2 separate regions of the Homo sapiens genome follow, and region 2 is linked to region 1. A link is a loop called in an ENCODE intact Hi-C map of the cell type or tissue named here. Cell type or tissue: mammary epithelial cell. All regions are shown on one strand. Each heading gives the region's core, and the rest is flanking DNA. Links, peaks and the distances in the headings are about the cores only. Region 1 overlaps NINJ2 (ninjurin 2). Region 2 overlaps ERC1 (ELKS/RAB6-interacting/CAST family member 1).

The links. Hi-C counts contacts between places; a loop is a spot of excess contacts. Peaks named below come from ENCODE experiments on the same cell type or tissue, not always from the same donor. Only the 100,000 strongest peaks of a DNase experiment are listed, where the experiment ranks them.
Region 2: a loop joins it to region 1, with 19 times the contacts of the local background. A loop is called at or near these places in 6 of 110 quality-filtered maps.

What each region holds. Positions count from the first base shown.
Region 1 is chr12:560,643-577,018 of GRCh38, forward strand. NINJ2 (ninjurin 2) reads right to left here. Exons shown (of 4, transcript NM_016533.6): 2 at 5,308-5,536; 3 at 4,575-4,759; 4 at 3,654-4,039. The coding sequence ends at 4,593. It overlaps B4GALNT3 (beta-1,4-N-acetyl-galactosaminyltransferase 3), which reads left to right. Exons shown (of 20, transcript NM_173593.4): 20 at 701-2,867. The coding sequence ends at 809. Among named protein-coding and RNA genes, the nearest start is that of NINJ2-AS1, 62 kb to the right of the region's middle. RefSeq lists enhancers at 2,107-2,608, 4,773-5,274, 5,275-5,774, 11,491-12,119, 15,453-15,954 and a silencer at 15,483-15,752. In mammary epithelial cell, for the core only: a CTCF peak has its summit at 9,286 (motif pointing right); DNase peaks (open chromatin) are centred at 9,309, 9,959, 10,469 and 10,909; H3K4me3 peaks cover 1,896 bases; H3K27ac peaks cover 2,839 bases.
Region 2 is chr12:1,108,706-1,125,081 of GRCh38, forward strand. It overlaps ERC1 (ELKS/RAB6-interacting/CAST family member 1), which reads left to right. Exons shown (of 19, transcript NM_178040.4): 5 at 1,487-1,642; 6 at 3,510-3,593; 7 at 7,161-7,328. It overlaps LOC124902857 (a long non-coding RNA gene), which reads right to left. Exons shown (of 3, transcript XR_007063157.1): 2 at 8,861-8,917; 3 at 6,709-6,794. Among named protein-coding and RNA genes, the nearest start is that of ERC1, 130 kb to the left of the region's middle. RefSeq lists an enhancer at 6,695-7,894. In mammary epithelial cell, for the core only: a CTCF peak has its summit at 9,466 (motif pointing right); DNase peaks (open chromatin) are centred at 6,976, 7,396 and 9,476; H3K4me3 peaks cover 144 bases; H3K27ac peaks cover 3,298 bases.

The DNA.
Region 1 (16,376 bases), core at 5,649-13,648:
GGAGCCCCCAGGGCAGCTGGAAGCCTTGATTTGGGAAGCCGGGTCCAGCAGTCACCTCCACCTTGATCTCTGTGCTGGGCTTTTGCTGCCATGCACGGCTCCTGTACAGCCCTGAACCTCCTGCCTCCTCGGAGGCTCAGGCATCCAGTTCGGCCACTCTCAGCCCTGCCAGAAGTGCAGCCTCCCTGTGAGAGGGACACCCTGCAGGCTGCACATGCACAAAAGGCCTGGGGAGGGCCTAGGCGCCAGGTGTCTCAGTGCAGCAGCCCTGCCTTCCTCCGTCTATGACGTGTGCCCTGGAGGCTGGGCGCCAGTTATGGGGCACTCAGAGTGTGCCAGGAGCCGTGCTGAGCCCTCAGCATCCATCCTTCTCGTCTTCCCCACCTCTGATGTGTATATAGTATGTCTACTCTAATATTAGATAGATAGAATTCTATATCACACATTATCCTCTCATTACACGTATGTGATAATCGTCCTCCTAGAGATGAGCAGACAGGCTCTGAAAGAAGGCGTGACATACCCAGTCATGCAGCTGGGATCCAAACCCAGGCTGCCTGGCTTCAAAGCCCACAGCCGTCCACTGCACCTGCCTTCCCTGCCCCGTGGGGAGCGAACAGAGGGTCTGTGGTCGATGGGGAGGGGCCCCCCAGCTGCCTTCTGTGCTTCTGTTGGCTCATCTGTGTTTCTCCTCCTCCAGGATACTCCAAGCGGGCCTGGACGTGGAGCGTCTCTCCCTCAGGAATTTCTTCCATCATTTCCATTCCAAGCGAGGCATGTGGAGCCGTCGCCAGATGAAGACGCTGTAGCCGGAGGGTGTCCGCGGGGCCCAGCACTCCCCGCTCTGGACTAGCAGTGGCTCCCCAGGGCCCTGCTACTGTTCAGGGATGGGGAGTGGGGTGACGGCTGGACCCCAAGAGGCCTCGAAGCTGACGGCCCACTCCACCTGGAGCTGTCCCCTCACAGAGGCAGGTTCCGGGGCTCCTGTCTCTGCCTCCTGGGCCTTCAGAAGGGAGGACTTTGAGAGAGAGGCCAGGAGGGACCACTTGCTCAGTCGAGAACGGGAAGAGCTCCTGAGAAGGACGGGTCAGGAAGGAGAGATCTGACTGAGCGACACCATCCTCATCCATGAAGGTGCACGCCCACATCCCCCAAGCGCTCCTCACGCCAAGCGCTGACCACCAGACCCTCTTCTAGTGGACATATTTTATTGGGGGGCGGGGATTTTAAAAACAGAAAACCGAAACTGCTGTCCAGAGCGGGGGTGAGGTTGTGCACTGAGGGACTGTCCCCACGTGCAGGCCTCCCGCCCACTCCTATGTCCCTTGGGCGTTGTCCCTGGCCGCGGGACTGGTCCCACGTGGGGCAGGTCTCTGCTCCACCCCAGGCTCGTGCCTTCCAGAGACACACATCTCCCAGTAGCCACCAAACAGCTGGCCACTGATTAGGGCATTAACTTCCTCCGGATGGCTCACGTCAGACCAGAAGCACAGAACGGGCTGTTTCTGGTGCTTGGGCATTGGGAGGTGGGGAGCTGGCGGGCAGGGGGCTTGCCACTCCCTGGCACTGGACATTGAGGCCTGCAGAACAGGCAGGGTGATGAAGGCAGGGGAGAGAAGCCCTTTCCCTTACCGGCGTGCCTGTGGGTAAGGCCTCCCGAGAGGACATGGAGAAGAGGTAAAGAGGATGTGGACATATCTGTCAATTTCCTTAGGCAAGAAGCGGGTGGGGGCTGGACAGAAAGGGACGAAAAGGGAAGTGGAAGCTGTGAGCCTCACAGTCCAGCTCCACTGCAGACCTGCCCTTCTGCAGGGAGAGCCCTGGCCACCCGGCCTTGAGTGGAAGAAGAGGAAAGGGTGTACGGGGGCAAAACCCTGGACAGGGAGCAGGATAAGAAGGGGGCGGGATGAGAGGTTTGGGGAGGTGAGGACATTGCCCTGAGATATCCCCTGGAGGCAGGGAGAGGAGTGGGGGCAGGAGGAACTGAAGAGGGGGGCAGTTTCAGGGAAAATAGCCCTTAGCCTTTTTAGTCGATGCCACCCTTTCTGTCACCTGGAGACCTTGTACTTCTCTTGCACTAATAACCCCGGTGCTTTTGTGGCTGGGGGTTTTTCTGTTGCTGCTGCTGCCTCCACCACTGCTGTGAATTCACCCATGGTGCATTGGACACTGGATCTTGAACTCCAGAGTCTGTTTAGGGAGGTGAGCACAGGGCTGGGGGAGGTGCGGCGGGGCCCAGAAGACCAGGCCACTGAGCCCGCGCTCCAGGCTGTGACGGTCCAAACCACGGCACTGGAGCTGCAGGGTCTGCCTAGTGGGCTCTGCATTCCCCGAGAGCACGAGTTTGGCACATGGGAGAATGGAGCCCGTGGAGAACCTTCTGGGGGGTCGGGGAGAATCCCTGCCTCCCTTTAAGGAATCATGAAGGACAGAGACTTTTGAGATTGTGGCTTAGGAAGGCCATACCTGCTCCCTGGGCTGTGGCTTTTTCTGGTCCCTGCTGAGGCCGACTGGCCCCTGGAGAAGGATGGTGGGGCATAGGCTAGGGCTGCAGTTGGCCAGTGGGGCTGCCAGTTTCTTTCTGGGACCACTCTCGTCCTCGGGCATTGCACTGGAAGGCTGGAACCAGCCCAAACTGCCCACCTGCTTCACTTCCAATGACTAGGAGCCAGCCCAGCCTCCTGCCCTGCCCACACCCCTGCGCCCTGGGCCAGTGCCTTGCGTTTGATGTTACCTCCACACCATCTGCCTTAAGAGGAAGGGCCGGGCAAGGCCCCTACTCCCTAGAGAAATGTCTTGGGTAGGAGAGGGTGTGGGATGGTGGGAGGGGAAGCATTAAATACAGCAACTTCTTAGAAAAAAAAAAAGGTGCTTGTCTTTTCCTGTTGCTCTTCACGGATGTAAAGGATTGGGCTGAGGGGCCCAGGTGGGCGTGCCAAGGACCCTCCCACACCACCCTCCACCCTTACCACAAGTGTGATGCCTGCTGTGTGTGAGATGGCCTTCTCTGCACTGCGGTTTACTCAGGAAGAAGACAACATTGTTCCTGTCTGAGCAGCTCACCGTGTAATAGACTAGGCATTTTCTGTTCAGCAGATTAATGGAGGTTGGTGGTTTTAGCCGAGGAAAGCTATGGATACGCTGGGTGGAGAAGGCTAGATATAGGGCCAGAACGGTTTGGTGAGCAGTGGAGAGAAGCCAACGAGTGGCTGCTTCTAAACTGGCAGACCTTCTAAAAATCATTTCTGTTTCTGAGTTGGCAATGCTTTGCTAATGCTTTACAGATTTACCTTCCTCGTTATATTTGGCCCAGGCAAAGATCAAAATGAGTTTGCAGTCCTTAAACACATGCCTAAGGGAAGCTGAGACTGAAAGCCAGAATAGCTTACAGCAGGTTCGTGGAGAAGATTGTGCATATGTGCATCCACCTGCAATGGACTAATCTACAGTTCATGGGGCAGATGACGATAAGCGCAAGACATCTGGGCCAGGAACATTGGCTCCGAGCAGAACCCACAGAGGAGGAAGTAATTTAAAAGCCTTCCCACCCTCCAGGTCTGGGGTTTGCTCTCTTGAGCCCTCTCCAAGGCACAGATGGAGACCAGCCTGGATGCCTGAGCCTGCAGGACTAGACAAGTAAGTGGACTCAAGAGTGGATTTGAAGAAACCTTTATAGATATAGATTCCATTTTACAAGAAGGGAAAATTGAGGCCTGGAGCAGAAGGAAGCAGTGGGGTAGAGTCAGAACCAGCATCCTTAAGCCGGGCAGACTTGGCCTTAGACAGACATGCCTTACTTAGGTCCAGCAGATGCTACCAGGAAGGTATGGCTGGCAGTACCTGCGTCTGAGCTCAGGACTTCAGACCAAGATGGAAGTCCCTTAGACCAATAACATAAAAATCACTTTTTAACTCAGGTGCTGTGGGTAGGGAGCAAGGGCAGCTATACTGTCCTTTCAGAAGCTCTCCTGGGCTGTGGAAAGTGCCCACGAGCCTGGCAGATCACGGAGGAAGGAGGCAGAAGTTCCAGGCCCAGAACCTGTTGAGGAAGCAGAGAAGAGGCAATGAGGATGGCAGGCCAGATCAATGCCCCTCAACCTTCAGCATGCCCAGGATGCACCTGGCCACGTTACTCATGCACGTGCCTGTAGCACGTGCTCGAGCAGAGCCTGAGATTCTGCATTTCCAGCAAGTTCCTGGGTGGTTTGTGGATGCTGCTGACCCATGGACCACAGTCAGTAGCAAGAGCTGCTAGACAATGGCAGGGAGAAATTCCCCATCTCCACCTTTCCTCTTGCCGGAGGGGCAGAGTCAACCACTAATGGCATCGCCTCCACCCTGTCCCAGACCGTGGGAAAACCTGAGCCTGAGAGCAGAGAGCCATTAACACAGCAGTGGGGCTTTGTGCAAGCCTCGCTGAGGCCAGGCTCTTGCAGATCCTCTCCTTGCTCTCGGAGCTACAGGCCTTCCCCCTTTGTTTGGCAAGGGATCTGTTTCTTGCCCCAAAGCCCCAGAGGAGAGAGAAGGGCCACCTGGGGAGTCCCTGGAGCTGGGGTTCCTCCATCCTCCCTCACCTGGGTCCCAGGCTGCATTCAGAGAGGATTCCTTGAGGCCCTGGCAGCCAGGAACCCTGTTTTATGTGCCCCGAAGGCTGTAATGAAAACATTGATGACCACAGTGAAGAAGACCAAGATGGTGGCTGCGTTGTTGAGCTGGTTGAGTCGCCACTGCTTTTCTACCTCATTCAGGTTCAGCCGTGCTGCAGGGAAGTGGAGTGGGGGGAAAGGGTCAGAGACGGGGCCACAGCACGGAGCTGCCCCCACAACACCCACCAGAGTTTGGAGAGAGGGGCCCTTCAGAAACCCATGTGGCAGAAATCAAGGGAGGTGGTCGTCATCGGGCTGAGATGCCTCTGCCCTCGCCAACCAGTACAATGGGGCACCCTAGTGTGCTTCATCCCACCAGGATTTGGGAACTTAAGCTGGGTCCTGTAAGCGTGGGGACGAGTGCTCATGGAGAAGCGGTGAGCGAGTGAGTGAGTTAGCAGTTAGCGAGGTGCTGGCGCAGTCATTCAGCAGGTACTGCGGAGGGTCTGCTCCATGGGATACCAGGAGACAGGACAGGGCGCCTGCCCTCGCGGGGTGGAAGTTGGTCTTTGGGCCTCTGTTAGCGGAGGGCTCACTGCAGGTCAGCGTGTGGTTGCAAAGCTGCCTGTGCCAATGCAGGGTGGCCCAGGGGACACGTGGGGCCTTTCTGCCAGCCACGGGTGCCGAGGCAGAAGGTCTGACTGCAGGCTGGGCTCCTCACCAATGACCACGAGCAGGACACCGATGACCACCTGCAGGAGCAGAGAGAGGCTGATGAGGGTGACCAGGGTGGTGTAGTAGTGAGAGGATGGTCCCTGCTCCAGCACCGCCTTCAGCCGCATGGCGTTGGACATGAACAGGGCCACGTCCAGCATGCTCTCCGCCACGCTCTTCTTGGTGGCGTAATGGTTCAGGTTGATGGGCTGGCTCCTGGGGTCGGAGCTTCCAGGCTGTAGGGGAGAAAGCACAGACTTACCAAGGGGAGCTCTGGAAGGGAAGCAGTTGAGAGGTGGGAGAGAGGAGAGAGGTTTTAAAGCTCTTTCCAATCCAGATGGGAAGCTCAGGGCAAATGACACCCTTAGTTTCATGGCCTGATAAAATGAAGGGTTGGACGAGAAAACCCATAAGGACCTCTGCACTCTGAAATGACATTCTGTTGCAGTTGATACTTCCTGGAGAGTCACCCCTTCCCTCACACCTTCACACATCTGGCTGGAGAAAGCCGGGAGGGTTCTCTGCTGCTGGTAAAATGCACCTTCCTCACCCTATTCACTATTTTACCTGGGCCAGGCCTCAGCTTTGGGCTGTGTTCTTTTCCTCTGAGAGGAAAGCACCTGAGAAGACAATAAAAAGAGCTTGGAGGCTTGGGTGAAATAGAGAAAGGCACCTCCTCTCGCATAATGCTGTGGCCCCCAAGGCAGGGTGCACAGCTCAGCAGCTGATCATCGGCTGGATTTCCAACCCTCAGGAGCACTGGAGCTGCCGCCCTGCTCAGGCACACACGCTGTCAGACACAGGCTCTCAGCATACACATGCATGCATGCATGAGTGTATACACACAGTAATGCATACTAGTTAAACACTCACATCATTTTAATTATTACTTTTGGCTAGGATTTATTGAAGCATAATTTACTAAAGCTTCTCCAGAAGCCACTAACTCCAAAAGACAGAATCACAATACAGGGCATATGCTGTGGGCCTCTGGGTTGGGCCAAGAATTTCAGACTGGGCGCCATGACCAAGGGCAATCTGCAGTCACTCAAGAGTACTTGGAAGATTGATTTAGCAGTGGTGCTTGGAACAGACTGGGCCAGGAAGGGCTAGAAGCAGGGAGAGTCATTTAAAAGTTATAGTATTGATTTAGGATCAGGGTGAAAAGGAACTGAAGTGGAGCAAGGTGAGACAGGAAGGAATGGAGGACTCTGAAGGATGCTACGGCCTGGAGGTAGGGAAGATGACCCAGCAGATCACCATGACAGGACAGATACCTGCAGAGTGGGGAGAGACGGATGGATTGAAGGATGCTATGGCCTGGAGGTAGGGAAGATGACCCAGCAGATCACCACGACAGGACAGATACCTGCTGCGTGGGGACAGATGGATGGATAGATGGATGCGTGCCTATATATGCACAGTGATGCATACCAGTTAAACACTCGTAATTTGTTTTTAATTTTTTTGGCTAGGATTTATTGAAGCATAATTTACATTTGATTTTGTTTTGAAGTATAAAATAAAGCTTCATGGATGAAGGGATGGATGGATGGATGGAGAGATTGGTGGGTGGATGGATGGATGCGTGGATGATTGGATAGGCAGGTCTCAGAGGGTCTGGAATGTTCCTTGTACTTCGTGCAGCCCCAGCAAGTCACTTCACTTCTCTGTACCTCAGGGATTTACACAGAGGACAGTTGATTTACACATAGGCTAACTGATTTACCTATCTATCAGAACCTTTGGATTCTATGAGCCCTTAGGATACCCCGAAATGAGGCTGGGTGCAGTGGCTCATGCCCGTAACTCCAGCACTTTGAGAGGCCAAGGCAGGGGGATCATTTGAGGTCAGGAGTTTGAGACTAGCCTGGCCAACATGGCAAAATCCCGTCTCTACTAAAAATACAAAAAAATCAGCTGGGTATGGTGTCACACGCCTGTAATCCCAGCTACTCAGGAGGCTGAGGCAGGAGAATCACTTGAACCAGGAGGCAGAGGTTGCAGTGAGCAGAGATCGCACCATTGCACTCTAGCCTGGGTGGCAGAGTAAGACTCTTGTCTCAAAACAAAAACAAAAACAAAACTCTGAAATGCAGTAGTCTCCAGACTTTCTTGATAGTGTAATCTCAGCATTAAAAACTGTTTTGGCCATGCATCCTCAATATATGTACATTCTTCCATTATCAACTATACATATTTTTATTGGACTAATTATATATATAGTAAAATATGCAAAAGTAGAAACATTTGAAAGGATTACATAAAATTCAATATAAATAGAAGTTTAATTTTCTTATCCTAAAATATGGTCTTGGGCACTCGTCTTTGGAGATCCAGCTCTAATCCACATGCCTGGCTACAGATTGGACCAATCCTCTCCTAGGCCAACAGAAGGGAGCCTCTCTTCCCCAGTCCTTCTCCTAACGTTTGCCTTCAAAACTCAGCCCCACGTCTCCACCCTGCTCTTCTCACTTCCTTTCCAAGCTCCTGGCCCTTTGCTCTGTTTGCCAGGAGGGTGCACACACACAGACACATTCAAGAGGCACAGGGTGGTCATGGGTGCTAACAGCACCTGCTCTGATGGAATCCACCCTGGCAGCCTGTGCCCCGCAGGCTGCCCCTCTCTGACTCTGTGGACCAGTCATTGGAGGATCAAACATATAGGAGTGGCTCTTTCACTCTGACCACACTCCAGGCCATCAGCTTTCTACACGGGGCAGTTCCCTGCACCTGGGTTGTTCATTATTGAGATTCCGAGTGTCCTCAACTTCTGGACGGGGCAGGACTCACAGAGGGTAATCAGGAGTGTGCACTTTGGCCAGTGGAGCAATTTAAACACTTTCTCTGGGAGAGTAGAATGGAGACCAGCGGGTAGCATTCATTCAATAGATTGACTGTACATGCCAGGCGGTGCTTGGGGCTGTGAGGACACCCCCCCCCCCCCGCCCCCCGGGTAAGCACTGGGCCACAGGCTGCTCACAACAGGCCCTGGCAAACTCCTTTTGACAGCCACCAAAATCAGGCTGGGGCCCAGGGCCCACAGAAATAAGAAAAAAGGCCATAGGCACGAAAGGAATGGAGTGCTCACTATCTCTCCCATCTTCCTTCGTGTTTGATTTTGCTGGGGCCGGGGTTTCAGCTGGTGCTGGGGGCAGCCAGTGAGGTTGGAGGAGGTAGGGATGGAGGGTAAATGAGGACCTGCATGGACTTGGGAGGCCACACACGGCGTTCAGGGCCTTTGGAAATCCAGTTCAAGCAAGGCTGGCTTGTCTAGGGCCAGCTGGCATGGTTGGTTAGGGCCAGGGATCCCAGGGCCAACACTTCACAAAGGCCCATGGTCGCCGTCAGCCCCAAGGCTGCAACCTGTGGTCTTAGCCCATTTGGTGAAGGTTTGTCCTCGGTCTCCAAGAGCACTCATTAGGCAAGAGAGTCTCACCCCCTGCACCCAAATTCAAAGTGTCTCTGCCCAGGTTCAACTGTGCCCCCTGGCCTCCCTGCCCCATGGCTGTGCCACCCCTCCTGTCTCTTCCCCATCCTCCAGTTTGTGCAGTAGCAGCAAGCTTTGCCCTTTCTCCTCCTTCCTGGTCTAGCTCAGAGGGAGACAGACCCCCTTCCCCCCAAATGTATCGTTAACAGTGGACAAAACCTTAAACCCAAACCTCTAGTGGCATGTGTTGAGCACTGACCAAATAGTGGGGGAAGGGGTGGCAGGGGGTGGCAGGGGTGAGTACACGGGCAGCACGGAGGTCTTCCCAACCTCTATGGAAGGTATTGCCATTTGTAAGTTTTAACAGAGCTGGTTGGCTTTTGTTGTTACATTAATCTGAGAGCCATTGCTTCACAGAGGACGTGAGGCTCGCAGTGTGCTTAGGGGGTGCGCCTCATCCTTTCCTCGCTAAATGCGGGGCCGACTCGGGCCTGCCTTTCACTGCGGGTGCTGGGCGGGATCAGGGTGTCCCCGCCTGCTCCAGAGTGTCCACACGGTGGCGCGCGCGGTCCAGAGACGTGACTTGGGCGCCGCGGCTGCCGGGGGGCGTTTCCACCCCGAGGAACCCACGCGCAGGACGGGATTAATGGGAAACCTGGACCCCTCCGAGGCCCAGGACGGGAGCCTCGCCCGCAAGTCTGGATGGGCCGAACTAAAACCCACCAAACGCGTGCGTCAAGCCAGAGTTCGAGAATCAACCGAAGCTGAAATGGAGCCAGCGTGGGGTGGGGGGACCCAGAAGGGAGGGGCCTCCAGCACAACCTGCAGCCGAGGGGACGGCGGGCAGAAGGGCCGGCAGTGAGGCCCTGGCGAAGGTGCCTGGAAAGGGGTCCTCTCATTGCAGCATCTTTAAAAGCAGGGACCGGGCTTTTCTAATCCTCGTGGGCCAGTTTAGGTGCAGCCCTGCTCTGCGGCAGAGGGATGGATGGAATGACCTGAGGGCCCTCCCTTCTAGCGGGAGGAGAGGATCAGATAAAGTCCTAAATCCTGCAGGGGGTCATCCTTTTCGCCCACAGCCCAGGGACTGGGAGCAACTCCACAGGGGTCAGGGTGACAGAGGAGTGGGGAGCGCAGCAGGGTGGCCCCCGCTCCCGCTCAGAGGAGCTGGCCCTTTAAGGCCAGGCCCAGGCGGGTCGGGAACAGAGACCCGGGAATGTGGGCTGGACTGGGGAGCAGAGCCACCCAGCATGAGTCATTCCCGTTTCGCCGGACTCTTCGCCGCTGGCTCTCGCTTGCCGCCCTCCCCTGGCCCTGGCCCTGGCCTCTGCGCCCTCCCTGCAGAGCTGGTCCGGGTGGGCTGGCGGCCTCCACCCGCCACAAGCGCACAGGGCTCTGCCCACTCCCCGCCCCTTTTCTGCTGATCCTCGAGGAGCAGGGGACCGGTGGGCTAGGACTGCTGGTTGCTGGGCCCAGCTCTGCCTCTGGGCTTGGAACTTTGGTGCTGAGTTTCCACATCTATAAAACTGGAGGAAAATCCCATCTCTGGAGGGCAGAGGCCATGGACAGCAGAACGACACTTTGCTCCTTCACAGAAGGAAGGACAGAATCCAAGCGGTTCCCATTTTCCCAGGCTGAGATCCCTCTCTCAATGAGGCTGGCTCTCGGTATCTTCCTCAGGTCTCATTCTGCCCCGCCCCACTTGCCCCTCCCCTGCCACTCAAGGGCGGCAGGACACTGACCCAAGACTCATAGCTTTGGGCTCCCAGAGTCCCTGTTCAAGGCGCGGTTGCCTGTGGGAAAGGCTGCCCATCAAAATCTGGCCAACCAATGACACCTGGACAGACGGGGAGTTTGGGGCGGCATGAAGCTGGAGCGCGGCCAGTGCAGGGAAGGTGGGAGTAGATCCAGAGTTTGATCTGGACGCCCTTGGGCATCTGGGCAACAAGAGGACGTGGGTTTGATGATTGGCATGGGATGAGGCAGGGGGGTGGGGGACACCAGAGACCCAGCGGTTTGCCCCATTCCTGGGCCTGCCTGGCAGACGTGGGTTTGGTGATTGGCATGGGATGAGGCAGGGGGGTGGGGGACACCACAGACCCAGCGGTTTGCCCCATTCCTGGGCCTGCCCGGCACAGTCATTACCCTCCCTCTTCCGCGCCCTCCTCTCTCGTTCCAGCTCAGACTTCCCTGTCACCTAGGCCTCTTGCCAAGTCCCAGCTCCTAAGGCTGGTGCGATTCCATCCCTTGAAGTCAAGGATTGCTTCATTGTTCTGCCAGACAGCCCTTTATCCCTTAATCCTTGTTGGCCTATATTTTTGTTTATTTACAGGACTTAGGTTGGATAGGAAAGGAATGCCTTTTTTAACAGAAAAGTAAACATGTTTTTCATTGTTTATCGACTTTATGGTCAGTGGGGACCATAAGCTCCAACAGATCATTCTGCTCTTTCTTGGAAACAAGATTACAGGGCTGTTCTCCCAGAGGGCCATGGAGGTTGGGTAAACCCCAGAGTGGTAAGTAACTGCCCTACCAAAAAGCCATGGAGCCCGCAGATCAGTGTGTTTAGGCCCTGGGGCCTGTGGCAGGCAGTGTGTGTCCCAAGGGAAGTATAGGCATGGTGAGGGGAGTTGTAGCAGCCCAGAGGGCATCACCAAAGGCACCTTGACCACATTCCAGCCCTGCTTTAATGAGTGAGCAATCCGGGCCGGGAGCACTGGACGCCTTTTCTTATCATCTGCGAGGTCGAAGGGACTGGAACACAGGCTTCCTTGGGTCCTTCCTAGCACGGAGTAATCTAGGGATGGGAAAGCCGGCTCTGAGCGGAGAATCCCGGGGGCTGAGGACATCGCTGAGAGGCCGCTGCAGGGCATGGGTGACCTTCCCATGAGTCGTTCCTGCCAGCCCTGAGAACACCCACGTGGGAGCTTCCTGTGTGCCAGCGCACAGTCAGGGCTACACACTAGCAGGCCCAGAGGAACAGGGGCCTGTCACCCTGCTGGTGGCCTCAAAATGACCGACTGCCCGGGAAAGCCAGGCCTCCCTTGAGAAGGGGACAGTGGCGACCTAGGCTTTTGGAAAGCTGATTTCTCACAAAGGGAAAGGGTGGGTCCCAGCCTGGGAAGAGTGATTCGTTCAAAGGAAGGGGCTTAGGTGAGCTTTTAATTCGGTATCAGTCCTCTTGTCAGAATTCACTTGGGAAGGGTGCCTGGGCCTGTCACACTGTGTGCACACACAGTGGGCTCTCAGCACACTGGAACGATGGTGGTTCCCACTTACAGAGGACATACCTTGTGGCTGGCACAGGGTTAAACACAGGACATGAGTCACCTTATGTAGTCCTCACAACAGTTCTGCGAAGTAGATGAGGGCATCATCATCACAGTTGAGAAAATGGAGGCTCAGAGAGACTAAGTAACTTGCCCAAGATCACACAGCACAGAGTTTTTAATCCCAATCCTCTATGTGCCAGAGCCTGTAATTTTTTTTTTTTTTTTTTTTTTTGAGATGGAGTTTCACTTTTGTTGCCCAGGCTGGAGTGCAGTGGCACAATCTCAGCTCACTGCAACCTCCCACTCCAGGGTTCAAGCAATTCTCCTGCCTCAGCCTCCCGAGTAGCTGGGATTACAGGTGTGTGCCACCACACCCAGCTAATTTTTTTTTTTTTTTTTTTTGAGACAGAGTCTCGCTCTGTCGCCTAGGCTGGAGTGCAGTGGCGCAATCTCAGCTCACTGCAAGCTCCGCCTCCCGGGTTCACGCCATTCTCCTGCCTCAGCCTCCCGAGTAGCTGGGACTACAGGCGCCCGCCACCACACCCAGCTAATTTTTCTTATTTTTAGTAGAGACGGGGTTTCACCATGTTGCCCAGGCTCATCTCGAACTCATGACCTCAGGTGATTCACCTGCCTCAGCCTCCCAAAGTACTGGGATTATAGGCGTGAGCCACCACACCAGGCCCAGAGCCTGTAATTTTCACCCTTACTCTACTGTGCCCAAGAAGTGGAAGACATACTCCCTACTCCAAGGAGTTTAAGATTGAAAGATAAACACGTGCAGTCTGGCTGGGTGTGGTGCCGCATGCCTATTGCCATCCCAGCTATTTAGGAGGCTGAGACAGGAGAATTGCTTGAACCTCAGAGGCGGAGGTTGCAGTGGGACAAGATTGCACCACTGCACTCCAGCCTGGGCAACAGAGCAAGAGTCCATCTAAAACAAAAAAAACAGAAAAACAAAAAACAAACAAACAAAAAAACAGATAAAAAACAAAAACATATGCAGCCTAAGATGAAAGAAGACTAGTCCCATAGGGTACACATGCACACTTACTAAGAGGAGGCATAACCTCTACCTGAGTGAAACTTGTCTGAGGCTTTCCTGAATCTGCAGTGGGGCTGTGTCCCTGAGCCCCTGCACTGCTGCCTCAGAAGGGGCACTAGACCCAAAGACCCAAAGGCAAAAGGCTTGGGTTCAAACTGGTAAGAAGGGACCTGGGTGACTGGAAGAATAGGGTTGAGAGAAGGAATTTTATCTGTACCTTTTGAATTTTGAAACATGTGAATGAACTATCTTAAAAAATAAATTTGGCCGGGCAAGGTGGCTCATGCCTGTAATCCCAGCAGTTTGGGAGGCGGATCATGAGGTCAAGAGTTCGAGACCAGCCTGGCCAACATGATGAAACCCCGTCTCTACTAAAAATACAAAATTAGCAGGGTGTGGTGGTGCATGCTTATAATCCCAGCAACTTGGGAAGCTGAGGCAGGAGAATCGCTTGAACCTGGGAAGGCAGAGGTTGCAGTGAGCCGAGATGGTGCCACTGCACTCCAGCCTGGGCAACAAGAGCAAAACTCTGTCTCTAAAATAAATAAATAAATAGGCCAGGCGTGGAGGGAGGTTGCAGTGAGCTGATATTGTGCCACTGTACTCCAGCCAGGGTGACAGAGCGAGACTCCATCTCAAAAAAAATAATAATAATAACAATAATAAATTTGTAACAAAAGCAAATATGCACTCTGCTATGGTCTGAATGTGCCCCCTAAAGTTTATGGGTTGGAAACTTAATCCCTGCTGTAATAGTGTTGAGAAGTGGGAACTTTAAGAGGCAATTGGGTCACGAGGGCTCTGCCCTCATTTATGCCATTATCATGGCAGTGGGTCAGGTTATCTCAGGATTAAAAAAAAAAAAAAGGTGAGCTTGGCTCCCTTCCTCTCTCTTGGGCTTGCAAGCTCTCTGGCCCTGCCACCTTCTACCAGGGAAGGATGTGGCATGAAGGCCCTCACCAGATGCCAGTGCAATGTTCTTGGACTTGCCAGTCTCCAGAACCATGAGCCAAATACACTTCTATTGTTTATAAATCACCCAGTCTCAGTTATTCTGTTATAGCAACACAAAACAGACCAAGACATACCCCCAGAAGGCCAGTGGTTAAGATAAACATGTTAAAACAAAAGTGAATTTATGACTTCATCTCACCCAGACCCTAGCTGGTCCTCCTCTGAAGTGGGAATAATATCTGCCCTGTCTAGCACAAAGTGCTGTTAGAAAGATCAATAGGATCATGTGGGTGAATGTGCTTTGAAAGCTGTGAAGTATTAAACAAATATGAGATGAGAGGGAAATCTATCCCACAGAGGATTATACTCCCACGTGTGGGCCTAGAGGCATTTCAAATACTGTGTTGTGACTCAGGGCCCGTCCCAGCCCCAGTTTTGAAGTAGGCACCATTTATGGTCCTAACAACTTCCATGGTGTTTGAAATGCCTCCTGTACCCATTGGGCAGCCTCTCTCCTCGCTCCTGCTGGCTCTCGCCTTCGAGCCGCCTGCAGGAAGGGAAACACTCACACAAGCCCACCTGCATTGGGTCTCCAGGGTCATTGTTACTCAAGCGTAGTCCTCTCTCCTGGGGCCCCCACCCACCTCTCTAGCCTGGTCCCCAGCTCCTCCTCCCACCCCTGAAGAGCGAACCCTGTGCCCTGTGCCAGGCTCTGTGATGCTCAGACGTGCAGGGCCACACCAGATTACTCACTGTTCCCTGAACACACCCCACCCTTCCCAGCTGCTCCTGCTCTGCTCCAGGACTACAGGCCTTTCTTTCTTCACCATGCTCCCCCCAGGGAGAGCCTCCCCTCCTTTCTAGACCCTGTCCCCAAATGCACTCCACCAAGGCCCTGTTTGAAAGAAGGTCGCCTGCTCCCTGGCCTGTGCTGGCCTTGGGCGTTGTTGAGTCCTCCTGAGACGGCTCCTTCTGCTGCCCACTTTAGCACACGGACCCCATCTTCCACAGGCCTGAGTCTCCATGGAGCCTAGCTCAGCACCTTGCCCACATGAGGTACACAATGAATGATGATCGCATTGAATTTTTATGAGACAGCTTTTTCAAAAAAGGCAAAAGTAAGGCTCTTTAAGGGTGGGGCTTCAGGCACAGTGGCTTCTGGGTGGGGGAGAGGAGTTTGGGGAGTGAATCTTTGCTCTTAAACACCCCCACTGCAGGGAGAGCCCTTTTTCCCCTAGATCCTGCCTTTTCTCAGCAGTCCTGAGGGAGCCTCAGGGAATGAATGACTGGGGCTGGAAGCTGCAGCTGGTCTTCAGGCCAAAAGCTGTAAAAGCCCAGACCCCTGAGGCCTTCTGTCTGGGGCAGGCCGCATGCAGGCTCCTGACTGCAGCCAAGAGCAGTGATCTCGCCCTTAAAAATCAACAGTCTCTAATCCACGTCGGGGTGGGGTTTCTTTTGCGTGTTATTCCAGCAATAATACGTAACTGGTCCAGAAACCGCCTCTGAGCCCTGGGCACAGTCTCACTGAGAGTTCCAGCCCTTGCCCCGAGCTGCAAACTGGGGCCTAAAGCTGCAGCACCGAGAGGCCACGTGGGGCGAGGCCTCCCCGGAAGGCCTGCGGCGCCGCCGTTGTCCACCAGGGGGCGCCAGGAAACGGCGCGGCGAGGCCCCAGCTCAACCCGCCCGCGCGGGCACACCCGGGCTTTGACCCCTTTGTGATCGAGGACACGGACGGGTTTCTCTCCAACAAAAGGGGGCCATAAATTACAAACGGAAGCAGAGTGTGTAGGGAAGAACAGGAAAGCACGTGCGTTGAAACCGGAACTCGGGCCTGCTTGCTTGCTTATTTATTTTAGTTATTACTGTTTTCTTGGGGCAGGCCCTTGCTCTGTCGCCCAGGCTGCGGGGTGGTGGCCCCGTCATAGCTCACTGCAGCCTCAACCTCGGGGCTCAAGCGACCCTCCTGCTTCAGTCTCCCAAAGTGCCGGGGCTGCAGGCGCGAGCCGCCACCCCGGCCTCCGTGCTCTTTCTCAGGGAGCATTTTCCACCTCCCCTGCAAGAGGCCGTTTTGCCAGTGGCTTTCAGAAAAGACTGTTGTCATCTCGGGGTTCAGAGTTAATCGTGGATTTACCTACCACACAGAAATTTCCAAAGAATCGATCTGCTCCCTCTCAATATCCACCCTAAACAAGAGCACTTTCCCAATCAGCGCCTTGTCCTGGGGCTTCCAGACCCATCTGGCCTTTTGCTCTTTGCTCTATGCCCACTTGAGCTGTGAGGTTCTCAGAGACATTCCCCAAAGCCCTCCCAGCCGATCTCTGCTGACTTCAATCCTACTCATCCCTCAGGGGCTAACAAAATTGTTAAAATTTAAACAG
Region 2 (16,376 bases), core at 3,806-11,805, 550 kb after region 1:
TGACTCTGATTGTATTAATTCAGTACAATGGATTTTGAACAGGTACATTTTAAGTTTAATTTGAATGAATTTATAAAAGACAGTTTTCATTGTGATATTTTTAAAGGTCACGTGATGAGCAAGACAGAGGAATACATCCTCTCCTCCCCTCCCTTGAACCTGAAAATAGCTAGGTGTAGTTTTCTCGATATAAAGCCTTAATCTCTCTCATCTTTATGCTCTGAGAATAAAGGAGACTTAATCAAGAAATTATTGAGGTAAAGTAGAAAAGGAGTTAATTTCAAAATAGCTTCCAAAGGAATGGTTTATCTAAAACTCCAAGTGAAATAAAGCTAAGCTATACTTAATTTATGCTCTTTAAGGTCTCTATTTCTTTGGTGAGTAAGCACCTGCAGCTACAGATACATAAAACTATTCATTCCATGTAGGAGTCTTTCTGTAATTCATGACATGTAAAGTAGCCTGGGGAGAAACTAGGTACTGCGACAAACAAAATCAAGAGATCGAATATGAAATAATGTTCTGTTGGAAGGTGATATTTGTGGTAGAGATGATGGTTTATAAGGACAGTGATTTTTAAAAATTAAGAATTATTTTAAATGTATGAAGTACAGACAATAAGGATTGCTAACATGATAAATAACTTAATTATTCCCCCATTTTTCTGCAGTGGGATGTTATGTAATTTTTATTATTGCACATATAGCTGTACACGTTACTGTATAAATCTTTGAAACCCTCTTACTTTTTTCCCCTCCTTTGGGGCATAATATGTTTTTTAGGGGTCACCAAGTAAAATGATAAAATACTAGAACTAGAAAAGGCTTTACTATTAATATTGGAAATTTTTTTCACCAGAAATTTGTAATTTCTGATGCAAAGAAATTTTAACCAGTTTTTCATTGCATTTACTTCTTCAGTAATTTAGTAATTATTTTCAACTTTAATTTAAAGGGTGCAGAGCTGGAGGCAGCCATAGAAGAAAAATCATACTGTGGATATGAGTGCTTCTCCTCCCACTCAAATGGCTGTAAAGGACGTATTTTAGAAGGAAGGCACTGGCTGGGCATGGTGGCTCACGCCCATAAGCCCACCACTTTTGGAGGCCAAGACAGGTGTATCACGTGAGGTCAGGAGTTCGAGACCAGCCTGGCCAACATGGCAAAACCCTGTCTCTACTAAAAATACAAAAATTAGCTGGGCATGGTAGCGTACACTTGTAATCCCAGCTACTTGGGAGGCTGAGGCAGGAGAACTGCTTGAACCCAGAGGCAGAGGTTGCAGTGAGCTAAGATTGCGTCACTGCACTAGAGCCTGGGCGACAGACTCTGTCTCAAAAAAAGGAAGCAAGGCACCAATTGCCAGACAGCATTTTTTCTGTATATTTGTCTATCTTTATTAAATGTAACTTCTTTAAATATCATGTTATTCAGCTTTTCTGGGTTTTTGTGAATACTTCAATCACTAAATCTTCCATTGTCTTCAGGATTCAAAAATTTCCTCTATGGAGCGTGGGCTTCGAGACCTGGAAGAGGAAATTCAGATGCTGAAATCGAATGGTGCTTTGAGTACTGAGGAAAGGGAAGAAGAAATGAAGCAAATGGAAGTGTATCGGAGCCATTCTAAATTTATGAAAAATAAGGTAATGGCATGTGAGACTTTTGATTCTTAAAAGGAGTTTGAAAAATTGATGCATATTTTTTACTTCTCTAGTGATGATAAAGCCGTATTTTACACTCTTTTATCAGGTTTCAGGGAAGAATACTTTTAGCATAGTTCTTTCAAATGAAACTTCTCCAGAATTAAAGTCAGAATTACTGACATAGATAGTTACTACAAGTTTTTACTTATAAAGACAATTCTCTGTATGAGGCTACATATGTATTGTCATGGTTTAAGTTTTCATATCTATTAGTACTTCCGAAAAACTTCCAGATGAGTTTTTCTCACTATATGAAACATCAGGTTCTTTACCTCTTGTGAATTATTTAAAAAGTCAAAACCCTAAGAGGCTTGAGATGGAGTTTCGCTCTTGTCACCCAGGCTGGAGTGCAGTGGTGTGATCTCAGCTCACTGCAGCCTCTGCCTCCATGTTCAAGTGATTTTCCTGCCTCAGCCTCCCAAGTAGCTGGGATTACAGGTGCGTACCACCACACCTGGCTAATTTTTTGTATTTTTTGTAGAGATGGGGTTTCACCTTGTTGGCCTGGCTGGTCTTGAACTCCTGACCTCAGGTGATCCACCCACTTCAATCTCCCAAAGTGCTGGGATTACAGACGTGAGCCACCGTGCCCAGCCCTAAGAGGCTTTTTAATGAAATGGGTGAAATGAAGTTACGTTTCCCCTCCAAATACAGTTCTGTAACGGAAAGCCCTTTCTTTGCCCTATCCTGTGGGGAAGATCCACTTGCTGTCAGGTTTATTGCTTCCCATGTGCACTTCAGGCGTAATATGACAAAGATTGATACCACCAAGACCTATCAGTCTGTGTTTATCATCAGTCACAATGTTCCTTCCTTGTATCCAAAGTCATTTAGTTTGATTCTGTAAACTATTTAGGCAAGTTGGAGGATTTAGTTTATCACAATTATCAATTTACCAGTTTTGTTGTGGTTTCATTAAACATTATGATTGTAATTATAAAGTTTAAGCCAGAAAATAAGTGTTTTCCCCCTTTATTTCCCAGTTGTATTCTCCAGGTTCTTAGAAATGAAACCCGCAACATCCCAGTAGTGTGAAGGAATGATAACATCACTTCCCCTCCAGTTTCTGGCTTCTTGCCATGGTGCCCATACCTGGCATATAAGTCTACAGAATATTCCTCTGCTACCTCCAGACTCTATTATTAATTATTTCTACTACTTTCATTTCAGTTTTAGAAATTAAAAACTCACATACCCAACTTTTTTTTTTTTTCTTTTTCTTTTTTTTTGAGTCGGAGGTATGCTTTGTCGACCAGGCTGGAGTGCAGTGGCGTGATCTCGGTTCACTGCAGCCTCCGTCTCCAGGGTTCAAGCTTCAGTCTGCTGAGTAGCTGGGATTACAGGCGCCCACCACCATGCCCAGTTAATTTTTGTAGTTTTAGTAGAGACGGGTTTCACTATGATGGCCAGGCAGGTCTCGAACTCCTGACCTCAAGTGATCCTCCTGCCTTGGCCTCCCACGGTGCTGGGATATAATCATAGGTGTGAGCTGCTGCGCCTGGCCTCACATAACCAACTTTCTATTAGTTTGGATTTTTCACCCTGATTTGAGAACAAGACATAGTGCCGTATGATCTCTGTGTTTATGTTTTTCATTTGTTGATTAGCACATTCCAGTCCACTGTGGGGGGAAAAAACCTGTGAACTTAGAAACTACCTATGGCTCTTTGAAGAGGGAATGAGGGGAACAGATTTGATTGTATTATATAAGTTATTGTTATTTCTAGTTACCATTCTGCCTCAAAAGTAGACAAGAAGAAGACCTAAGTTGACACATAAGTGAAAAAGAATAATAATGTCGTGACAGGTAGAACAACTGAAGGAGGAACTAAGTTCGAAAGAGGCTCAATGGGAGGAGCTGAAAAAGAAAGCGGCTGGTCTTCAGGCTGAGGTCTTTGCCGTAAGATTTACCTCTTTGTGTGCAGTGGTCCCACAGTGGGACCCTGCTAGCTCTATGGCTTCTGGGTGGCTTACCCTTTCATTCTCTATGGTTGGCAGCTTTGCCCATTACTAGCACTAACCAGCCTGCTCTGCTCTTTAACTGACTCCTGTTCACTAGTTTGACCCACATGTCACTTTGTGTGCAGTGAGCCTTCACGTGTTCTGGAAGCCTTGTACCTGGTACTTTATTGTTGCTTTTGTCACTCTGTGGATGGTATTTCAAAGCCTGTTTCTTTCTCAACCCTTTATTGTTGGTTTATATGAATGGCGGCCTTCTTTTCTTCCTAGGTACAAGAATATATGCAGTTGTTCTAGGCCTATCACCTAGAGTTTATTTGAATTTGAAACTCTTGAGCAAAGTGCTTTACCTTATGTAGACATTATCTTTAAGTCTCCAGTGAGTGATTTTGCCACAAATGTTACTTTCTTTAGGACAGATGTATAGAAAGTATTTATCTAGTAAATTGAAATTACTAAGAGACTTATTTCAGGTATCTAAATCTAGTTCAATATTCTAATGAACTTAAAATTTCAATTCAGAACATAATAATAAAATAAATACAGTTGGCCCTCCATATCTGTGGATTTGCATCTGTGTGTTTAACCAACTGTTTTTTATTTTCAGGGTAAAAAAATGGATGTTGTGTCTGTGCTGAACATGTACAGGCTTTTTTCCCATGTCATTATTCCCTAAGCAATACAGTATGACAACTATTTACATTGTAAATATTTACATTGTATTACGTATTACAAGTAATCTAGAGATGATTTAAACTATACTGGAGGATGTGCATAGGTTATATGCAAATTCTACATCATTTTATATCAGGGACTTCAGCCTTCATTAATTTTGGTATCCAAGGTGTGTCTTGGAACCAGTCCCCCATGGACCCATGGATACCGAGGGATGGCTGAATAATAAAGTAGCTAACACTTGCACACTTACTGTAAACATTTTATAACGTGCTGAGTTAGACATATTATCAACTCCAAATTATAGACGAGGAAACTGAGGTAACAGAATGGTGCCTAGGAAAACACAGCTAGTAAGAGGCAGGATTTGGTTTTATACAGGCAGTCTTCTTCCACATACTGCTTACAAGTTCTTTACTGACCTATACTAGGCTGTGCACACATTTGTCAAAGTGTCAGCAAAAACTGCTTCTGAAAATAATTGTGGCTAAGACTGGAATAAAAAAATACAGCATTTAAAAAACCAAACTTGGGCTACTTTTGTAGATTTGCTATTTATGGTCCACTTTATAGTATATATTAAAAAGGGAAATATTTTGGTGGAAAGGGTCTAATTTGGTTTATGGAAACCATATATTGGCTAGAGGGAAGGTTGATCAATAACTTCCTTTTTAAAATAGCTACTATTAGTAATTTCTGCATTGAGTCAGACAACAGGCTAAGCACATTTCACGCTTTATTTTACTGAATCCATAAACAGTACAGTGGCATTCGTATAATTTCTCCTTATTACTAATTAGGAAACTGATTAGGAAAGTAATTATTCAGGGACACATAGCTAGCTTAGTTCTGATAGGTGAATGTCTGCAAAGCCTTGTGCTCCTAAGCTTTGTATTATATTTGCTTCCCCTTTATAATGTCTTCCCTTCTCAGTCTTTAAGGAAAATTTGTGCTTCTAAACTCTGCTTTTCTTTTCTTTTTTTCTTTTTCTTTATTTTTTTGAGACAGAGTCTTTCTCTGTCGCCAGGCTGGAGTGCAGTGGCGAGATCTCGGCTCACTGCAACCTCTGACTCCCTGGTTCAAGCGATTCTCCTGCCTCAGCCTCCTGAGTAGCTGGGATTACAGGCATGCGCCACCATGCCCAGCTGATTTTTGTATTTTTAGTAGAGATGGGTTTCACTATGTTGGCCAGGATGGTCTTGATCTCCTGACCTTGTGATCCACCCGCCTCGGCCTTCCAAAGTGCAATGATTACAGGCGTGAGCCACTGCACCCGGCCTAAACCCTGCTTTTCATTTAAAATATTTTCTTTTCTTTCTTAGTCTTTAAGGTCAATATAGCATTATTTGAAGCTTACTTAATAATGCAGATGATGACGAAACAGATTTTTATATTTATTTTTGACCACGTGATTGGAGGTAGCTGGAAATTTGAATAATCTTAGTCATAGTTCTTTAGCTGAGAAAATGGTAACACTTTGAACATCCCCCAAAATATTCATTCATACAACAAATGTGTTTTTGTTACAATCAGTGTGTTAGGGAATGGAATAGTGTTAATGGGTTGTTTTTATTGGTGAAGGGATATCATAAAAGACTCCACGTTGTTACAGTGTGTGCTAACTCTTGGGTACATACTATTTTGCAGGATGAATATAGCCACCGTTTAAAATTATCTTCCACTGATGTTTTTAGTATCCTCAGGTACTTTGTATACAATAAGCATACAGAAATATTTGTTGAATGAATGAATAACTATATCTCTAAAAAGAGATTTTATGCATATGAGAAAAATACTTAATCTTTTTTGAAACAGAAGGCTAAATTGGAAATTTATTTTTGGTGTTCCTCAAAGGTCTAATTTTAATTAATGTGAAATTTATTTCTTCATGGGAAATTGTTCTCAAAAGCTTTATCCCTTATACCTAAGATTATTACAATTACAATACTTTAGATACATTCAAGTTTTTGAAAATGAAAAGATAACTTTTTGTTTCATCAGTGACACCGAAATTACTGACTTGTCAAATGTATACTTCCAATAATTAGTATCTTTTTTAGTTCCTTGTTAGGTGGTAGACATAATTTAAAAGGAGATGTAATTTCTGTTTACATGGCTTCCATTTAGGGTAAAAAACTATTTTTAAAATTCTTAGAAAACAGGAATGTAAAGAAGGTGTTAGAAAGAAAATACTTTCAATGTTAAGAGAGAAATTAATCAATACACATAACATCAAATTATAGGATTTTACAAAACCATGTTATGTATAACATTAAAAGTGGCTTTTTAAGATAAGAATTTTATGCAAACTTTTGAGAATGAAAAAGATAACAGTGAAAAATTAGCACAACAGCAGCAGATTTTGAATTTTAAATAGTACTAGGAGGTTTCTAAAACCTTTTTTGTTATATCTGCACTCATCCTGCATTTGATCCATCATGTTCTGAAGAGGTCTCACCTAGAAAAATGAAAACCATTTCATCAGTACAGTGGTGTTCAGTTGCTTACTGCTGTCTCATAGTCATCTAATTGAATTGGAATTTCCTTTCCCTCCATTCCCTTTCTAAGAGGTTTCAAAGAATATTTAGAAGACACAATAAATGAAAACTGGACATTTCCCTATTGGTTGAATAAGTTTAGTGGTTTTTTTTGGCTCAGGGTTGGGGAGATCCAAGGTTATGTCATGCAAAAAGATGAATATGACCTATCACACAGTTCGTGCTGCATTTAGTTTCATATTTTGTGACTCAGATCTGTGAAAGATACAGATAAGAGGTGTTTGTTTTATTTCTTTTTTCCTTAAAGTGTTTTACTTCTTTTCTAGATTGGCCAGGTGAAACAGGAGCTGTCCAGAAAGGACACAGAACTACTCGCCCTGCAGACAAAGCTAGAAACACTCACAAACCAGTTCTCAGATAGTAAACAGCACATTGAAGTGTTGAAGGAGTCCTTGACTGCTAAGGAGCAGAGGGCTGCCATCCTGCAGACTGAGGTAGAAACAATTCTGGGATTTGTGGGGAGTTGGTTTCTTGGCACCTTTTCATAAGCGTTACCTGTGCTGTTTTTGTTATGTTTAGAATTGGGAAATATGAGTAATGTTATGATTAATTCTTCAGCAGCGTGATCAGTCACTGTGCTAAAATGTAACCATCTTATTTCAGTTGTTCTTAGATCTAACAAGTTAAAACAGGTGCAGTTTATGTTTTTAATTCTTTAAACTTTTGCCAAGTCTGTACTTCAAAGTATACTCTGACAGTATTAAAAATAAAAGGATAATTGTAAAAGAGAAATCATTGATTTAGAAGCTTCAGTTCAACCCCTGGTGAATTTTCTAGTCATGAATGACAATGAGCTTGGTTACACTGTGTTTGGAGTACATTTAAGTGTCTTTAAGTTGTGATATTATGAATAACTGTATATAGGAAACTGGAATCTGTTAAAGTTCTAGATAGTCTAATTTTAAACCACAGATTATTAGACAATGTGTCTTCATATCCTGTTTGAAAATAAAGTTAGTGTTTTTAGAATTTTTTTTTTTTTTTTGAGATGGCCTCTCGCTCTGTTGCCCAGGCTGGAGTGCAGTGGTGTGATCTTGGCTTGGCGTGATCTTGGCTCACCACTACCTCCGCCTCCTGGATTCAGGTGATTCTCCTGCCTCAGCCTCCTGAGTAGCTGGGATTATAGGCGCATGCCACCAAGCCTGGCTAATTTTTGTATTTTTAGTGGAGATGGGGTTTCACCATATTGGCCAGGCTGGTCTCGAACTCCTGACCTCTTGATCCGCCCGCCTCTGCCTCCCAAAGTGCTGGGATTACAGGCATGAGCCACCATGCCCGGGCAGTGTTTTTCAAAATCTTGGAAGATGATCTAGACTATTGGCTATGACTTCAGTTAGGTATCCACCATCTTCAGATAGGTATATGACTTCAGATAGATATTTAGTGTATTTGCTAAATAATCCCAGATCGATTCTTATCTATCTTACTTTCAATGATCGAAGAGAAAGAGTTGATGATACCATGTGGATTTACTGTCTTAATATAAATATTTTTTAAAGGTTGCAGTGAAATAGATAATTTAAGAATAGATAAGTAGTTTTGCTTTATAGAAGAAACATAAAGCATATGATGTAGATTAGCTTTTTTTCTTTAAAGAAAAATAAGAACATAATTTGGTGGAAAAAAGGAATGAGGAGGAAAAGAAAGAATAAAAACCTCATAGTCTTAGAAGACAAGAATCTTCCAATAAGGAAGAATGAAGAAGGAACCTAAACTGTTTCATGTAATATTTTTATCTGTACAATTTGGGGCTTTGTTAAAAATGGGAGATTTTAGCTGACATGTTTGTCATTTTTCTTATAACTTACACTTTTTCTATTTTAGTTATGTTTCATTTTGTTATGATGTCAGCTCCATTCTACCTCACAGAGATATTTGGGTATAAAATCATGAGATGCAGTAGTGGCTAAGGCTTTGGCTCTAGAGTCATGTTTACTGAGTTTGGACTTCCATCTTTACCACTTACTATGAGTCGCGTGATCCTGGGAACGTATTCAACTTCCTTACACTTCACTTTTCACGTCTGTAAGGTGAAGAGAATAGTAGTGCTTAACTCATAAGTTTGTTGTTAGAATTAAACTCGTTTATTTACTGCCAGTGTCTGGCACATAGTAAAGTCTTTGTACATTCGTCATTGTTATCATTTTATAATTCTTCTAATAAAATCAACTAATGCATATACTGTTGAGATGTTAAGAGAACATAGTATTTAGATGATCTGCATTTTCTTACTTTTATTAAGCTAAACTTAGGTTTATTCAGGGAATTATAAATATGAAATCATCTAGATAATGTTACCTGCAAAGTTATTCATTTATAGCTTTATTTTAAAAATTTTTTGTGGGTGCATAGTAGGTATATATATTTATGGGGTATGTGAGATATTTAATACAGGCATACAATGTGAAAATAAATTATGGAGAATGGCGGTATCCATCCCCTCAATCGTGTATCCTTTGAGTTACAAACAATCCAATTACACTCTTTAAGTTATTTTAAAATGTAATAGCTTTATTAATCGTTTTTCACTTCAGTAGCTTGAGTGCATGCAATACAGCAAAAGGGTCAGAAGAGGGTGCCAGTGTTCTAGAGGTCAGCCGCACTTCCAAGTTTGCTACTGTAATAGCTTTGGATGGAGGTGGCAGGTGTACAAACCAGAGAACCAAGCAGTTGGTTAATGATAATGCAAACATTTAAAAGCTTGTCACAGTCTAATAAATGACTTTTCCCCCTTGGCAATCCATGCTTCTCTTTGTACCCCCCTCAAATAATATTCTTATTAGCCAGGTCTCACCCAGATGGGCTTGTGATTGGTTTCTTGTACCATAGAGAATAGATTGTATTTATTGTCATTCATGAATGGTTTTTAGTTTTTAGCCATTGCAGGAGTAGCTGAGTCTCAGTGATTATTTCTGTAAGTTACTAGGGCCACTGCGCAAATAGAACCATCTCATCATAAAAGATAAAAGAATGAAAGCTAACTTTCTTTGGAATTTGGGATGATTTTAAGAATGTAATATGTCTATTTATTAGCATTGCTTAAAAAATTACTCTGGTGGCACTTGACAAGAGTCACCTTTTCCAATGTAACTTGCCAGTGTTAGAGCCCAGTAAAAGGCAGTTTATACCAGCTCTTTGAAAGTTTTCATGTGTTTCTATAATTTGCTCTTAGTTGATTTCATCTTTTCTGCAGCTATCCCAGACTTCGATCTAACACTCGGATTACTAAATTAAGTATATATGAAAAAAGAACATGGAGCATGGAGTTTTTCTTTCATTTTTATTTTTAGAGATAGAATCTTACTCTGTCACCCAAGCTGGAGTGCAGTGGCATGATTATATTAATAGCTCATTGCAGCCTGGAACTCCTGGGATCAAACGCTTCTCCTGCCTCAGCCTCCTGAGTAGCCAAGACTTATAGGCATGTGCCACCACACCTGGCTAATTTTTAAAACTTTTTGCAGAGACAGAGTCTCACTGTGTTGCCTAGGCTGGTCTGGGACTCCTGAGCTCAAGCAATCCTCCTGCCTCTGCCTCCCAAAGTGCTCGGATTACAGGCGTGAGCCACTGTGCCTAGCCTGGAGTTTAAAAAATTTTAAAAATCCTTTAAGGAAAACAGTTACATGTGAAAAGATCTGTTTGTTTTTTGTTTTGTTTTGTTTTTTTTGTTTTTTTTTTCCCTATTCAGGGTACATGGACTAAGGCCCTCTGGTGTTATACAAGGTACAGTATATATGGAATCGCTCCCGTTTTGTAACCATCTCTTTTAATCTGATGACTTTCACAGAGGTGGTCTGGATTTAGTAATATAGTGGTTAAAAGCATGGTCTTTGGTGTCAGACATAGGCTTGAAAACCAGCCCTCTACCTTTACTAGTTGTGTGACCTTAGAGGAGTTACTTTACTTCTTCTTTGTGTGTGTGTGTGTGTGTGTGTGTGTGTGTGTGTGTGTGTGTGTGTGTGTGTGTGTGAGATGGAGTTTTGCTCTTGTTGCCCAGGCTGGAGTGCAATAGCACAATCTTGGCTCACCACAACCTCGCCTCCTGGGTTCAAGCGATTCTCCTGCCACAGCCTCCCGAGTAGCTGGGATTATAGGCATGTGCCACCACACCTGGCTAATTCTGTATTTTTAGTAGAGATGGGGTTTCTCCCTGTTGGTCAGGCTGGTCTCGAACTCCCGACCTCAGGTGATCTGTCCTCCTCAGCCACCCAAAGTGCTGGGATTACAGGTGTGAGCCACCGCATCCATTCAGGAGTTACTTTACTTCTTTAAGCCTCCATTTCCTCATCTATAAAATGAGGATAATGATAATAACAACTTCCTAAGGTTTTTATGACTAGGTGTTTAATTCTGTTCTCATCTGAATATGGAGGGACATTTTTTTATTAATTTATTATTTTTTTTTTGCGACAAGGTTTCACTTTGTCATTCAGGCTGTAGTGCAGTGCCTTGATCATAGCTCACTGTAACCTTGAACTTCTGGGCTCAGGTGATCCTCCCACTTCAGCATCTTGAGTAGCTAGGACTACAGATGCAGGCCACCTCTCCTGGCTGATTTTTTAATTTGTATTTTTTGTAGAGACAGGGTCTCACTATGTTGCCCAGGATGTTCTTGAACTCCTGGCTTCAAGCAGTCCTCCTGCCTCAGCCCCCAAAGCACAAGAATTATAGGCAGGAGCCACTGTGTCCAGCCATGGAGGGAAATTTAAATTCAGTGGGTTAAAAAATTTCGAAACACCTTACAGTTTATAGCACTTTGATTTGATTTGATCTTTATTGTTTTATTTGCTCTTCATAGTAATGGCATGGGTTAGACAAGATAATTATTGTTGTTTTGCTTTTATAATTGAGAATTTTGTGAACTGCTTATTAGCATACCACTTTTGACTGGCACTTGAGGCTACTCTCACTAGTAACACTGGGACTTTTGATATATCATTTACAGTATTCTCAAGAATTAAAGTTCTTTTCTTGTTCCAAAATTGTGATGCTATACTAGGGACCTACCATTAAATGTATTTTCAGGATGAATTCTCAATGTGCAGAGCAGAGCTGATTGTATCAATAAGCCAAAATAATGTACACCTTACTGCTTCAAAGTAGTACAGGTTTTTCCCCTTCTCCAGGAAATTGTGTTTTGGAATTCTGTTTATTATAGGTAAGGAATATAATCTATATCTTAGTAATAGTAAGAGGAAGTGGTTCTTTTTTTCGGAGGTGCTCAGGAGATCAGCATCTAGCACAAGGTGAGGACCTGCCCTTGCTCTAGGATGTTTTGGCACTAGGCACTAGAGCTAGGATGCTGTTGTTTGACGTGCACCCTCTGCTTGCAGTCCCAGCCCAGTTCTGACTTCTTCAGCATACTAAGAGTTAGTAATACATTCTTAGAACTAGAGGGCATTTTTAGAGATCATCCAGTCTTTCCGTAATTTAAAGAATATGTATGATAATATCTAACCTGAGTCTTGTACCATGGAGGGTTTGTATACTTTCATTTTCCCAGTTAATTCTTAGAGTAACCTTCTAAGAAATAAGAATTGTTGTAACATTTTACAGATGGGGAGTTAAAACTTAGAGAGACTGAGGTTACATGACCTAGTGCCCGATCGATTCAAACCCGCAAACTTGCGTTCTTGATCATAACGCTGCAATTCCTCCCTGTGCAGAGAGAATATAGTGACATGCTGAAGGCCTATACAACTACTTGGTATTAGTTTTGGGACTGGAATTCATCATTTCTGACTTCGCTAATTATGATGTGCATAGACGACCATGACTCTTGTTTGATTGGTAGGTTGAGGACTAGCCACAAAGAAAGATGGGGAGAAGAAGAAACAATTCATGTTGGTAGAGAGGAGAAAAGGATTTAGGTTGATGGAATTACATAGCCTCAGAAAGAGATAGGCATCTTTTGTGACGAGATTGTGAAAGAAGAGAAAGATGTATTGATTGATCTCTTCATTCAACACGGTTTTGGGAGTACCTGCTGAGAACCCTTCTGAGCACTGGGGATACAGTGGCAAATGAAACAAAGGCTGATGATCTCTATCTCTATCTCTATCTCTATCTCTATCTCTATCTATCTCTATCTCTATCTCTATCTCTATCTGTGTCTCTATCTCTATCTCTATCTCTATCTCTATCTATCTCTATCTCTATCTCTATCTATCTCTATCTCTATCTATCTCTATCTCTATCTCTATCTCTATCTCTATCTCTATCTGTGTCTCTATCTCTATCTATCTCTATCTCTATCTCTATCTCTATCTCTATCTCTATCTGTGTCTCTATCTCTATCTCTATCTCTATCTCTATCTCTATCTCTATCTGTGTCTCTATCTATCTCTATCTCTATCTCTATCTCTATCTCTATCTGTGTCTCTATCTCTATCTCTATCTCTATCTCTATCTATCTCTATCTCTATCTCTATCTATCTCTATCTCTATCTATCTATCTCTATCTCTATCTCTATATCTCTATCTCTATCTGTGTCTCTATCTCTATCTCTATCTCTATCTCTATCTGTGTCTCTATCTCTATCTCTATCTCTATCTCTATCTCTATCTGTGTCTCTATCTCTATCTCTATCTCTATCTCTATCTGTGTCTCTATCTCTATCTCTATCTCTATCTCTATCTGTGTCTCTATCTCTATCTCTATCTCTATCTCTATCTGTGTCTCTATCTCTATCTCTATCTCTATCTGTGTCTCTATCTCTATCTCTATCTCTATCTCTATCTGTGTCTCTATCTCTATCTCTATCTCTATCTGTGTCTCTATCTCTATCTCTATCTCTATCTCTATCTGTGTCTCTATCTCTATCTCTATCTCTATCTGTGTCTCTATCTCTATCTCTATCTCTATCTCTATCTGTGTCTCTATCTCTATCTCTATCTCTATCTCTATCTCTATCTGTGTCTCTATCTCTATCTCTATCTCTATCTGTGTCTCTATCTCTATCTCTATCTGTGTCTCTATCTCTATCTCTATCTCTATCTGTGTCTCTATCTCTATCTCTATCTGTGTCTCTATCTCTATCTCTATCTCTATCTCTATCTCTATCTCTGCCTATTGATATATCTGTATATATCTATCTAAATCTCTGAAACAGCTGCTCAGAGTAAAAGAGGACTGGGTGCTATGAAAAGAGATAGGGCTTAGAATCTTTTTCAGATGAGTGTGTTTCTCTCACTGTTGTATGTGGGTTGTTGAGTTATGGGGTAGGGGTTGGGGGTGGGTGCTGCAGGGTGACACTGGTATGATATTCAAGTCTGCTTGTGAAGGTAGACTGGCTTTGGAGTGCTCCTTCCCCTTTCAGCATCCTCTCTATACCTGGGGCAGAGCATTTGTTCTAGCAGCGGTACAGATGATCATGCCAGAGGCGTTCTGATCTGGGAGGCTTGCTTCCTGCCACAACCACTCCCCCAGCTCCAGCTGGTGAGATGGCACTGCTTACGGTGGTGATGGGGTAATGTCTTGTTTGTGGGAAGATGTAGATACTGATAAGCTTAAGAAGTTACATTAAGTTACTTAAGAAGATAATGATAAGCTTAAGAAAATACAGTTACTTAAGAAGATAATGATAAGCTTAAGAAAATACAAGCATAAGTATGGCTCTTAATACGCTAGAAAAATCAAAATGGAATGTATAAGTTTCAAACCGTCAGAGTAAAACCCAGTTTACCCAGTGGAGAATAGAGAAGAATGGGGAGGGGAGAGAAAGAAATGTGATAGCATGTGGACACCATGAAAAAGAAGGCTGAGATAAGTACAAATCATGGGAAAGTCAATAAATACAAATAAGTACTTAGATCAAAATGAAAATATAAATCTCAGTTGGGCTAAAAAGATACAGAAAGATACTGTCAACAAGAGTTAAACAGACAAAAAGTAACAGCAAAGTTAAAAATACAGAGATAGAAAAAAATTTAAAAATAAAAGTTATATCAGGAAAATAGGCCTTCCCAAATATGATTTATTTTAATATTGATTAAATTATCTTTTAAGGCACACAGAGCAATGTTATATGCTGATAAAAGAAACAGTAGATCAAGAAAATATAACCGTGCCGATCGATGCACCTAACAGCATGGCATTTAAATACATAAAGCGGGCCGGGCGCGGCAGCCCACGCCTGTAATCCCAGCACTTTGGGAGGCTGAGGCGGGTGGATCACCTGAGTTCAGGAGTTCGAGACCAGCCTGGCCAACATAGTGAAACCCTGTCTCTACTGAAAATACAAAAATGAGCTGGGCGTGGTGGCACGCACCTGTAGTTTTCAGCTACTTGAGAGCCTGAGGCAGGAGAATTGCTTGAACCCAGGAGGTAGAGGTTGCAGTGAGCTAAGATCATACCCCTGGGTGACAGCGCAAGATTCTGTCTATAAGTAAACAAATAAATGTATATATAGCAGCAATGAGGTGAAACAGATAAATCAACAATTGTAGTTGGTCATTTGGATGTGCTCCTGTCAGAATTTGATCAAATAAAGAAGCATCAACATAAAGTTTTAATAACATTAACAAGCTCAAGTTCATAGATGTGTATATAGAATTTTGTCCTAACATAGAGAATAAACAATATTTTCAAGAACTTACTGAACAGTCGTAAAAACTAACCATGTACTGGGTCATAAAGGAAACTTTAAAATTCCCAAGAGTCAAAGTCACATGACTTTGCACTCCTAATGCAGCAAAATTAGAAATCAGGAGTAAAGATAGTAAAGTAGTAATAAAGGTAGTAAAGAACAGCAGCAGAAAACCAAAATAAGTATATAATCTTGAAACATACTACCAAAATGACCTGTGGGTTAAAGGAAAAATATAAACATTTAAAAATGAGTGGCAGTGAAAGCTCTCTATATAAAAATTTGTGGAACATAATTAGAAAAAAATCTGTGGGGTGTAACTAAAGCAGTATTTAGAGGGAAATAGCTAGTTTTTAACATATTTATCAGAAAATAAGAAAGAAAAGCAAGTAATCTAGGTGTTCAAATCAGGAAACTTAGAAAAAACAGTTAATCCAAAAACAATAAAGAATAATAAATATAAGGTGAGAAATTAATAGAGAATAAAACAACACCAAGAGGTAGTTATTTGAAAAAGGTTAATAGGACAGGAACAGCTCTTACAGATGATAAAGGAGAAGTAACTACTAGTACTACAGAGTTTAAAAATAATATAAGACAACTCTAAACAATTATATTCGAATAAGCTTGAAAAACAAGAAGAAATAAGTTTCTGGAAAAATATAAAATGACAGAAGAAGTTCAAGAGATAAGAGAAAACATGAACAACAGTCGTTATAGAAATTGAAATGGTAATCAACCTCATCCCTTTTTCCCTCCCAAATCCTAAGGCCCAGATGGCTTTCGAGGAGAAAATATTTGATATTTTCTTTCTTTTTTTTTTTGGAGACAGATTCTTGCTCTTTCGCCTAGGCCGGAGTGCAGTGGCACAATCTTGGCTCACTGCAACCTCCA